2 separate regions of the Homo sapiens genome follow, and region 1 is linked to region 2. Evidence: chromatin contacts called from ENCODE Hi-C or POLR2A ChIA-PET data. All regions are on one chromosome and are shown on one strand. The core of a region is the stretch at or near the end of the contact, and the rest is flanking DNA. Distances in the headings are between cores, read along the strand shown. Region 1 overlaps LOC105371682 (a long non-coding RNA gene). Region 2 holds the start of NR5A2 (nuclear receptor subfamily 5 group A member 2).

The links. A loop is a pair of places that touch in the nucleus more often than their neighbours do. ChIA-PET counts read pairs that join two places held with the same protein, here RNA polymerase II (POLR2A). Pooled maps may share reads with other maps.
Region 1: a loop to region 2 is called in a map of Caco-2, with 6 times the contacts of the local background. The contact joins the enhancer-like site here to the promoter of NR5A2 in region 2. A Hi-C loop is called at or near these places in 2 of 168 maps with a recorded cell type or tissue (Caco-2 and OCI-LY7) and 4 of 50 pooled maps. POLR2A ChIA-PET finds 5 or more read pairs at or near these places in 8 of 52 experiments (A549, H1, MCF 10A and 4 more).

The regions. Positions count from the first base shown.
Region 1 is chr1:199,952,433-199,957,327 of GRCh38, reverse strand. All of the region lies in intron 2 of LOC105371682 (a long non-coding RNA gene), which reads left to right. Among named protein-coding and RNA genes, the nearest start is that of NR5A2, 73 kb to the left of the region's middle. Within about 2 kb of position 2,412, at least 2 of the 41 ENCODE cell types and tissues checked have a DNase peak (open chromatin) inside an H3K27ac peak, as active enhancers do.
Region 2 is chr1:200,026,179-200,031,352 of GRCh38, reverse strand. NR5A2 (nuclear receptor subfamily 5 group A member 2) reads right to left here and starts at 3,643. Exons shown (of 8, transcript NM_205860.3): 1 at 3,442-3,643. The coding sequence starts at 3,505. RefSeq lists enhancers at 978-1,478, 1,479-1,979.

The DNA.
Region 1 (4,895 bases), core at 1,163-3,662, 73 kb after region 2:
CTCACACTCTGGAGCCTGGAAGTCCCAGATCAGGATGTCAGCATGGTTGGTTGTAGACTGCTGTCTTCTCATTAAATTGTCATCTGTCAGAAAGAAAGTAAGCTTGCTGGCCACTTCTTTTAAGGGCACTAATCCCATTCATGAGGGCTCCACCCTCATGACCTGATCACCTTCTAAAGGCTCCACCTTGTCCAAACACCATCACATTGGGAATTAGGTTTCAACGTACGAATTTTTGGAGGACACAAACATTCAGTCCCTAACATATAGACAATGGCCACCTATATTTGGCCTTGTCATACAACCTGCCATAGAATGCCATTCATGACAGGTGAAATACTGCTTTATTTTGCCTGTTTTCACACTATATATAAGCAGAATCATACCATATGCGTGTTTTTTTTTTTTTTTTTTTTTAAAGACAGAGTCTGGCTCTGTTGCCCAGGCTGGAGTGATCTCAGCTCACTGCAACTTCCATCTCCCAGGTTCAAGCGATTCTCCTGCCTCAGCCTCCCAAGTAGCTGGGATTACAGGCACCTGCCACCAAACCCGTCTAATTTTTGTATTTTTAGTAGAGATCGGGTTTCACCATGTTGGCCAGGCCGGTCTCAAACTCCTGACCTTAGGTGATCCGCCTGCTTCGGCCTCCCAAAGTGCTGGGATTACAGGCATGAGCCACTGTGCCCGGCCATACAATATATATTTATTTGTGACTTTTCTCATTCAATATTATGTTATTGAGGTTTATCTATAATGAAACATGCAGCTATTTTTTACTCATTTATTGTTAGTGTTTTTTAAAACCATTGAATGGTATTCCACTTTTGGATCACACCACACCCTGAAGGATCTGGGGCATATTTAGGAGATGTAACTTTTCAGGTGGATGAGTCAGGGAGGGGGAAGCGTCTAAAGGATTTTTCTGATGATTGTGGTGCTGTTGACTGAGATCAGGAGAGGATTAGTTGTCTGGGGAGGAGGATGAATTTAGGTTAAAGAAGGAGTGGTCAGCTGACTAGGAATAGACCTTAGAATGCTGGCCTGTGTTAAAGACTCAGCTGAGATTAGGGGCCCCAGTGTGGACAGAGCTGGGACTTTCTTTGGAAGAACTGCATTTGAAAGTGTGCGGTGCAGGAGTGGGACTGGGTGCGGGTTGGAGACTTGCAGCACCCTCAGCAGGCAGGTTGATGAAGGAAGCATGGAGGGCCGAGTGTAGGTTTCTTTTTATGGACCAGGCCTGGAATTGTTTGTTGTTCATAACTTTAGTCCACATTACACTGTGAGAGCTCTGCTACATGATCTTACTGAACCACGAAGGCATCACAGCTTCATTCTCAAGTTTAGGGACATTTACGGGGGATTTACACTTCCGTAATGGCCAAGGAAAATATCCCAGCCATGAGAAAGGCTTGCTTTGGAGATCAGAATAGCTGTTTGGTTGGCTTTTTGAGTTTCCTAAAAAGAAGAAAAGATCCCCTAAGACTCTGTCAACAAATATTAATACTTGCTTATCAATTCCTTACACTGGCAGTGTGACTTAAACCTAAGTACTGTCCTCCCAGCTTCAATCCAGAGAAACGTGGGAATGCCCACTCTACCATGTTCAAACTGGAATATACATGCTGAGTCTCATTCCCATTGGGAAATATACAAAGTTACTGTGACAGGACTATATTTTGAGCAATGTTGGTGATTTTTTTTTTGGAGCACAAAGCAAGCAATAAATCTGTCACCCTGAAAAAAATCAGGTTATGACCTAACGGAAGGAGCAAATTGTGACTTTAGGTAAAAAAGAGTGACCTACCAGGGAGGGTAATTTATCATGATAACAAAATTGCTGGTGCTTTCCCGGCCCACCAGGAAGAAGGGCTGCAGTAAGCAAATTCAAGAGATGCAAGTCCGAATATTTTTAACTGATCAATATTTCCAGGGTTCACAAGCAGCCAAAACACTGTCATTGTTCAGAGTGAGTACATTGCTCACCTGATTTGTAAAAGGAAAAAAAAAAACAGAGAGCTTTAATTATTCTCTTTAAAGAAACGTCATCACTCAACAACAGACATTCTTTGTAGGATGAAAATAAACATCTCCTGGGATTTAAGTGAGAATTTTTGATTTTTTTTTTTGTAGGGAAGTAGGAGATTATGTTACTTGGAAATGCTTAAGGAAGTTGATTATTGGGGTTTAATGTGCTTCACCCACTCTTATGTTGGAACTGTTCCTCCTGGAGAGAAAACCAAGCAAATAATATAGGGAATTATTAATAAAATAATTACTTAGGCAAAACTAGGGAGACAGTAGGGCTATCTTCCATTTACCCCTTCAGATCTTTATCCTTCCTACTCCATCCAGCCTGCTCAGTGCCCCCGAGACCACTTCCCAGGACTCCCCTGTCCCCTGGCTTTTGGTTGGGTTCAGTCAATGGGCGGCCCCTGCTGGAGAGCAGAGGGAAGAGGGGTTGGGGCCTTACTCCTCCATCTCCCTCCCTGTAGAGTAGCTGCAGCAGACTTTGTCTCTCTTCTGAAGGTTACAGTTCCTGTAGCGTGATCTTTTCTGCACAGTCTTTTCTCTCTCTGGATTCCAGTAACATTTCCCTTCCCTTGACCCTTTAGTGCTAGAGGTGGTAGATGTGCCACACTGTTACTACCTCAGGATACTGTACCGGCATGCTGCGTTGTCTGCTTAATCCTTGACTGACCCACAACTTGAGTTGCACTTTTTTTTTTTTTCTTTTTGAGATGGTGTCTCGCTTTGTCGTCCAGGGTGGAGTGCAGTGGCGTGATCTCGGCTCACTGCAACCTCTGCCTCCCGGGTTCAAGCGATTCTTCTGCCTCAGCTTTCTGAGTAGCTGGGACTACAGGCGCACGTCACCATGCGCAGATATTTTTTATATTTTTGGTAGAGGCGGGGTTTCACTGTATTGGCCAGGCTGGTCTCAAACTCCTGACCTTGTGATCCACTCACCTTGGCCTCCCAAAGTGCTGGGATTACAGGCGTGAGCCACCGCGCCCGGCTTGAGTAGCACTTTCTATAGACCTCAACATCATCATGGCCTTTCAGGGATTCTGAGTAACTAGGATGCTTCAATGGGCTTTCCTCTCCTTAAACAGTCATGGCAAATGATGGTCAGCCATCACATGAAAAATATAACGTTTATGTTATGTAGCTATACCTCTATTGGCTCCTCAATATTGATAGCCACATGGTACACTCAAGCTTTGGATTATTATAAAACTATAATTTTTATCTGTAGATTTAGCTGACAAGTACAAACGTGATAAACCCTATCCAGTTTTATGTCATCGTTGCTTCCTAATAAAGTTGAAGGCTAGGTAAAGCACTCAGTTTCTGGGCATTAATGCCATTATCTCTCTCAGCCACCATTGCCGTATGGCTCTACTTATTTTCACTTCAACAGCCTACACATTCAGCCTTCCTCCCAACAAACTTGGCAGGCTCATCCTATTTCTCAGAAGAGATTTAATAGCAGTGAGTTCACGTACTACGAAGACTTCATTACTTTTATTAGCTCTCCATGCTCTCTGCTTACTGGTGCACTGAGAGGTATTACTGAATAATCTATAGTTGTCAGTAATATAAATGTGCCCTAGCCTAGTACAGCTTTAATTCTACTTATTTTATTTTCTTATTAGGACATTTTGGAAGGATTTAGATAGATTTCCTTGTGTAGAGGAATTTGCTGCAGAGTAATGTTAGTTGATGTCTAACTTATGAATAAAGCAGGAACACCTAATTTTCATATGCCTGGGCACCTGATGGAATGCATTTATAATGTCAAGTAGCATGCTGATTCCTGTTGTGTTTCAGCTATGGCAAACTTTTAGAAAGAAAAGACATTATTTGCTACTCCTTTTGGTTATATTCTTGACCTTAAACAAGTTACATTCTTCATGCATCTATTTTCTCACCTATAATGTGTGTATATGTTTAATTGTATCCTGAATATCTTTCTACAAGATACTATAACCAAAACTACTGAATAGTATTTTGTAAAATATTTGGTTGCCTATTATCTGTATATTAATTGAATCATACTATTATAATAGACGTGTATAAGTACTAAAAGAACATGGAAGAGGTGACATAGATTGGAAGTAACTGAACGTAGAATGTATTTGATTTATTTGATTAAAACAAATACTGATAAAGCAGAACACCCAACATCAATTGCACATAACCTTTCATTTCTTTTCTTTTTCTTTTTTTTTTAGAGGCAGGGTATCACTTATGTTGCCCAGGCTGGTCTCAAACTCCTGGCCTCAAGTGATCCTCCCACCTTGGACTCCCAAAGTGCTGGGATTACAAGTGTGAGCTGCCTTGCCCAACCCACATAATCTTCCAATAGCCTTAGCCTTTAGTATTACTTGAATAAAGCAGAAAAGAAAGGAAATGAATATTTGTGTCAGGTACTGAACTAAGCACTTTACAAACATTGTATCATTTTGATATTTAAATTTACTTTCAATTTTTATTTCTTAACAAACCCTGATGATGAAGCCTAACATCATTCATTTAGGTATTAAACAAATCTCTCACATATTTTAAACAGAGTAGTGTGTGTGTGTATATATATATATATATATTTGATATATATGTATTTGATATATATATTTGATATATATATACATATACGATATATATATGATATATATAGTAGAGGCATATATATATTTATATATAAGTATAAATATATATATATGTGTGTGTATATATATATATATTTGAGACAGAATCTCACTCTGTTGCCCAGGCTGTAGTACAGTGGCACAGTCATGGCTCACTGCAGCCTCCACTGCCTGGGCTCAAGTGATCCTCCCATCTCAGCCTCCTGAGTTTAAGATAAAACTCATAAGCCACTCTCACATTCTGGCACA
Region 2 (5,174 bases), core at 2,394-4,893:
TTTTTATTTTTTGTAGAGACTGGGTCTCACTATGTTGCCTAGGCTGGTCTGGATCTCCTGGGCCCAAGTGATCCTCCATCCTCAGTCTCCCAAAGTATTGGGATTACCAGTTTGAGACACTGTGCCTGGCCCAAGAACTCTGTTAACTCTGGTCACTACCTGTGGATCCAGGCCAGAAAAGAGGAATCTGAGAAGCACTGTTTTGGAGATGGACTCGGGCATGGAAAGAAGGGAGGCTCTAGAGTTTAGCTTCATAGAAGAAACTGGCAGCCTAAGCCCCAACTATGAGAATCAGAACATGGGCTTGTGTGGCTGGCATTCTAAATAAAGCTCGCTGGAGGTTAGGGTGACATAATGGCTATCACACTTTCCGCTGATGAAACGTCTACTTTCAGAGATCCTTATGAGCACAGAGCTTGCTGGAGGTTATCACTGAAATAAAATCAGACTCAGAGTGTTCAGGGGACCAGATAGCAAGACTCACATTACAGACTCAATACAGTGTTTGCACTGTGTATCATGTACCCCTAAGTATGCAGACATAACCTTCTGTGGATAATATGCAATATTATACTGAGTGCATAAAATATTCTGCAAATGCAGTTAATTTGAAGAATTATGGAAATTTAATATGAATCAAAGCATAATATTGGGCACTGTGGGAGTGGTCAATAAATATTTGTTTTATGTATAACATTTCCTACCACACAGATATGGCTCTTTTCTTGATATAGGTAAGTATAAAAAGCTTCTAAAGTTAGTACTGCATATTATTCAATAGAATCATCCCACTTGGGAGAAAGAAGTAAACCAAGACCAGAAACCAAGAGTCTGGCCAGTGTCCCAGAGTTAGTTAACTTTAAGGGAACAATCTAGTTATAACCTGAGTGTGCTGCTTTTACACTACAATGAATGATTATCTTGCAGGTAGGCAGAAGGAACAACTTTATCTTAATTCTGCTTTTCTATACAAGCACAGACATCTATACAAAACTTTCATGTAACCATCAGTGTGCATACAAGATGTAGCCCCTAGTTAAAAACCATGGAGACAGCTTTTTAAACAAAAGGAGGCTCATTTCCTAGTACAACACAACTGAATTAAATATAGAATTGTAAACCCTGACTGATGTCTACATACACCGGGCTCGGTTTTGTGAACCACTCAACACAGCCCAACTTGCAATTTGCCATCTGAAAGCTACCCTCGAGACCCTCAGACACTCTCTACAGCTGCACCCGTGGGTTCTTCCCAGTGGGGCTACCCTGGGCAATCAGAAAGACCCATTCAAGGGGCATCTCTCCCTCAGGAATCGGGTCAGGCCCTTCAATCCAATAGTTCAGTCCGAAGGCTCCTCACCGCCCTCTGTTCCTCTCCCTCAGCCCTTTGGATGGCTCCGTCCAGCCATTCACCCTGGGAACGACCGTTAGCACCCTCGTGGAGGCTACGAGGTAAACAGATTGTCTCCCGGTGCCACAGCCGCCTCAGGGTCACTAAGATGTTGCAGGTGCGGACACCTCACAACCACCTGCGGGGCTGCAATACCAGGAGGCGGAGGGGATGTGCTTGGGTTGGGAAGGGGCGGGTGGCTGCGAACAAGATCCTGAAAGAGGTCTCTTTTACCGGCAAATTGACTGGAATTTTGTTATCCCGGAATCCGGCGCCCGGAAGTGCCTGCACAGGTTTAGGATGTTGGGGTAGTCTCGCTGAGGCCAGGGGAGAGCCTTCTTCGGTACTTTTCTTGAGGTTTAGTCCCCAGCAGCCCCTTATGGGCTGGACCGACAGTCCTCCGGTTCCCAGCCCTCTGCGGTGGGACCGATTCCAGAGCTGCAGGTGTTCTCTGTTTACGCTCAGAGTGTACCGCCTCGGTCCCTTGCGATGTGAGTTGCGCGTGCGGTAGCTGGAAACACAGTTCTTCCAGGGTTGCAGAGAAAAGTGCAACAGCGTCTCTTTCCCCTACCTTACCCTCTTTAATTCACCCATGGGGTGTGGGGGAGACTGTGAGGGATCGGCGTGCGTGGTCTCCCGACCCAGCTCAACTCTATTTTGGCAGCGGCCAGCTGGGGCTGCGCGCAGCAGGAGCCCAAGACCGCCCGCGCGGGCGCGAGCCCCCGAGCGCGCGTCCCCCGTGCGCGCGCAGTCCGCGTCTCCGGCCCGAGCGCGCTCTAGCTGCGGCCCCGGACGCGGAACCGGAGCTGCGCGGAGCTGCCGGGAAGGACTCCTTGCCTGCGCACCGCGGCGGTTCTGCCCGACGAAAAAGATGCGAAATGGTTGTGTGCTGCTCTCTCATCTTTCTTGTGCCTGTATTTTCTGTGTTATCTGCAGAACAATTGATTGTGTGTTACACCCTGCTTACCTTCCCCATGTTTTCTTTTTCGTAAGTATAGAACATTTTTGGTAAACATTTCCTCAAGTGATATACTTTAGGGTGTAGTTGGCCCATAAAAAAAGCAATCTGTGACTCCACTGCATTCTGTGGAGTCAGCTGACTAGGAAGGAAAAAAGAGGAAAAACTCAAGCCTTGATTTTCTTTCTTGTTATAATGGAGCTGAGACTCAGAGAGCTCATGACAGGCCCCTGCAAATTCGGAGGGAAATTCCAGTCTGAAAGCCTAGGCAAATGCTGCCAGAAAAGGCACAGGTCCTTCAAAAACTGGGGAAAGGCAGAAGGGCCTGACTTCCAACAGACAAATAATTACAGATCACTGGGAATCACTTCCCTTCAGTCCTTTACTTTTAGAATTAATTGAATGTAGTCTTGCTATAAAATTCATAAGTTTGTAACTCTATTTTTTAAATGAATAGTAGCTTTATTTACTTATTTCTGTTTGTAAAAACAAAATATACTAATTGTTGCGAGAAACAGTAGCTCTTCAAATCCTTTACTAATGATGGTCTAGTTTTTTTGGTTTTTTTTTTTTTTTTTTGGAGGTGGGGGCATGACTTTCATTCCCCAGGAAAATAAAATGAAAATTTTTTACGGTATAAGCAGAGAATAAGACACCATACTTTTGTGTGGGTTGAAAAGTAACAAATACTTGACAGCTATCTGTTAAAGTTTGATCAATGATCACTCAATATGATTAACTTGTTTCAAATTGTTCAAATTTTAGCTTATTATTTCTGATTAAAAATTATCAGAAAATATTAAAGTTGAAATTGATAAAGTATAAATTATATTTTCTGGCTGATTAGGGTATTAGAATGACACCAGTAAACACTAGATATAATGAATAATATTCATATGTTGAAATATCCATTTGCTTTTTTTGAACTGCAAGAAAGATAAATGTGTGATATATATACATAGGCTTATTGTGTGCTTTTAATAAACATAATAGGAAAAGCCATGACTTAAAATGCAAAATCCATCAACAAGATTAAATTATATGTATGTAGTAGCAGAATAAATAGATGATCAATAGAGAAACTCCTACTTACCAATAGGTGTAAGTCCGTGCTTTAAAGACTCTTGTAAATCCCCAGTATCTGAATTAGAAGACATTCTTAGTGAAATTATAGGCAGTTCTTTGGCTTAAAGCAGAAATCATTGAGCAAAAGAAAAGTGCAGCTTGTCAAATTTCGTGGCCTTGGGAAGGACACATCAGACTACAGTAACCCTTAGTGAAAGTTAAGAAAAAGCAAAGGAAAAAAAAAAATCCAGAATTCATAAAGTTACAAGCAAGTCTTTCCCTGGACTCTGTACTTTTTCCAACATTAGTGACCTGCTGTAAACCATGTATCCAGTTTCATGATGGTTTCTAATCAGAAGAATGGAAACTTTTGATAGGCTTTGACTCATCACATGACTCTATGCAGGTTGATAAGAGGACCCTGTTATAAAGTGACAGCAAAAGAGATAAGAATTCTTGCCAGATAATGGCAAAGAAATGATTAACTCAGAAGTGGAGAGGTGCTATGCAGCACAGAGAGTGGAAAGTTGTAAAACTGAGGGGTCAGAAGATCAGACTTAGTGGATAAAAACTGCAAACCAGCTAACTAACTTAGGCTAACTAAACTTTGGCTTGTGACATACCCCTTGATGTCATCACCTCTTTGCATAGAGGAGGACAGACATAGCTCTTCTGACCTCTGTAAATACATTTTAGATGATAACATTGGCAGACATTAATTCTTTAAGTGATGACTACAAATGTGATCGACACTCTGAAATACTACAGGTAGCATTTCCAAGCTTATGGTTATTTATTTATTCATGTTGTGGTCAACCAACTTTTTTATCGGGCCTATTCATTAGATGAGGAGTTAACCTTAGCTTGTTTCTACATTGGTCATATGGCTAAAACACAATCTATCTCTTTATCCCCAAAAGGTAAAACTTATGCTTTGAGATTAATGCTGGCAAAATGGTGAATATGTAACACATTTTTCATAGTTATAAAGTTATTATTCTTAGGCTGGGCATGGTGGCTCACACCTGTAATCCCAGCACTTTGGGAAGCCAAGGCAGGCGGATCACCTGAGGTCAGGAGTTCGAGACCAGCCTGGCCAACATGGTGAAACCTCCATCTCTACTAAAAATGCAAAAATTAGCTGGGTGTGATGGTGCACTCCTGTAATCCCAGCTACTTGGGAGGCTGAGGCGGGAGAATTGCTTGAACCTGGGAGGCAGAGGTTGCAATGAGACGCTGTTGCACTTCTCTCTGCAACCCTGGAAGAACACAATCCAAGATCATGCCACCGCACTCCAGCCTGGGCAACAGAGTGAGACTCTGTCTTCAAAAACAACAATAACAACAAAATAACAATTTTTTTTTTTTGAGATGGGTTCTCGCTCTGTTGCCCAGGCTGGAGTGCAGTGGCACGATCTCGGCTCACTGCAGCTTCTGTCTCCCGGGTTCAAGCAATTCTCCCGCCTCAGCCTCCCCAGTAGCTGGGATTACAGGGGCACACCACCATGCCCGGCTAATTTTTGCATTTTTAGTCAAGACGGGGTTTCACCGTGTTGGCCAGGCTGGTCTCAAACTTGTGACCTCAAATGATCTACCCGGCCTCCCAAAGTGCTGGAATTATAGGCGTGAGCCACCGCACCTGGCCAAAATCCTCAATTTTAATATTGACACTCCTTTTAAATTAAGTAAATGCAGGTTGTGTGTATGGGTACAGATAATTTTTAACTCAATATATAAACATTTGTTGTAATAAAACTTCAT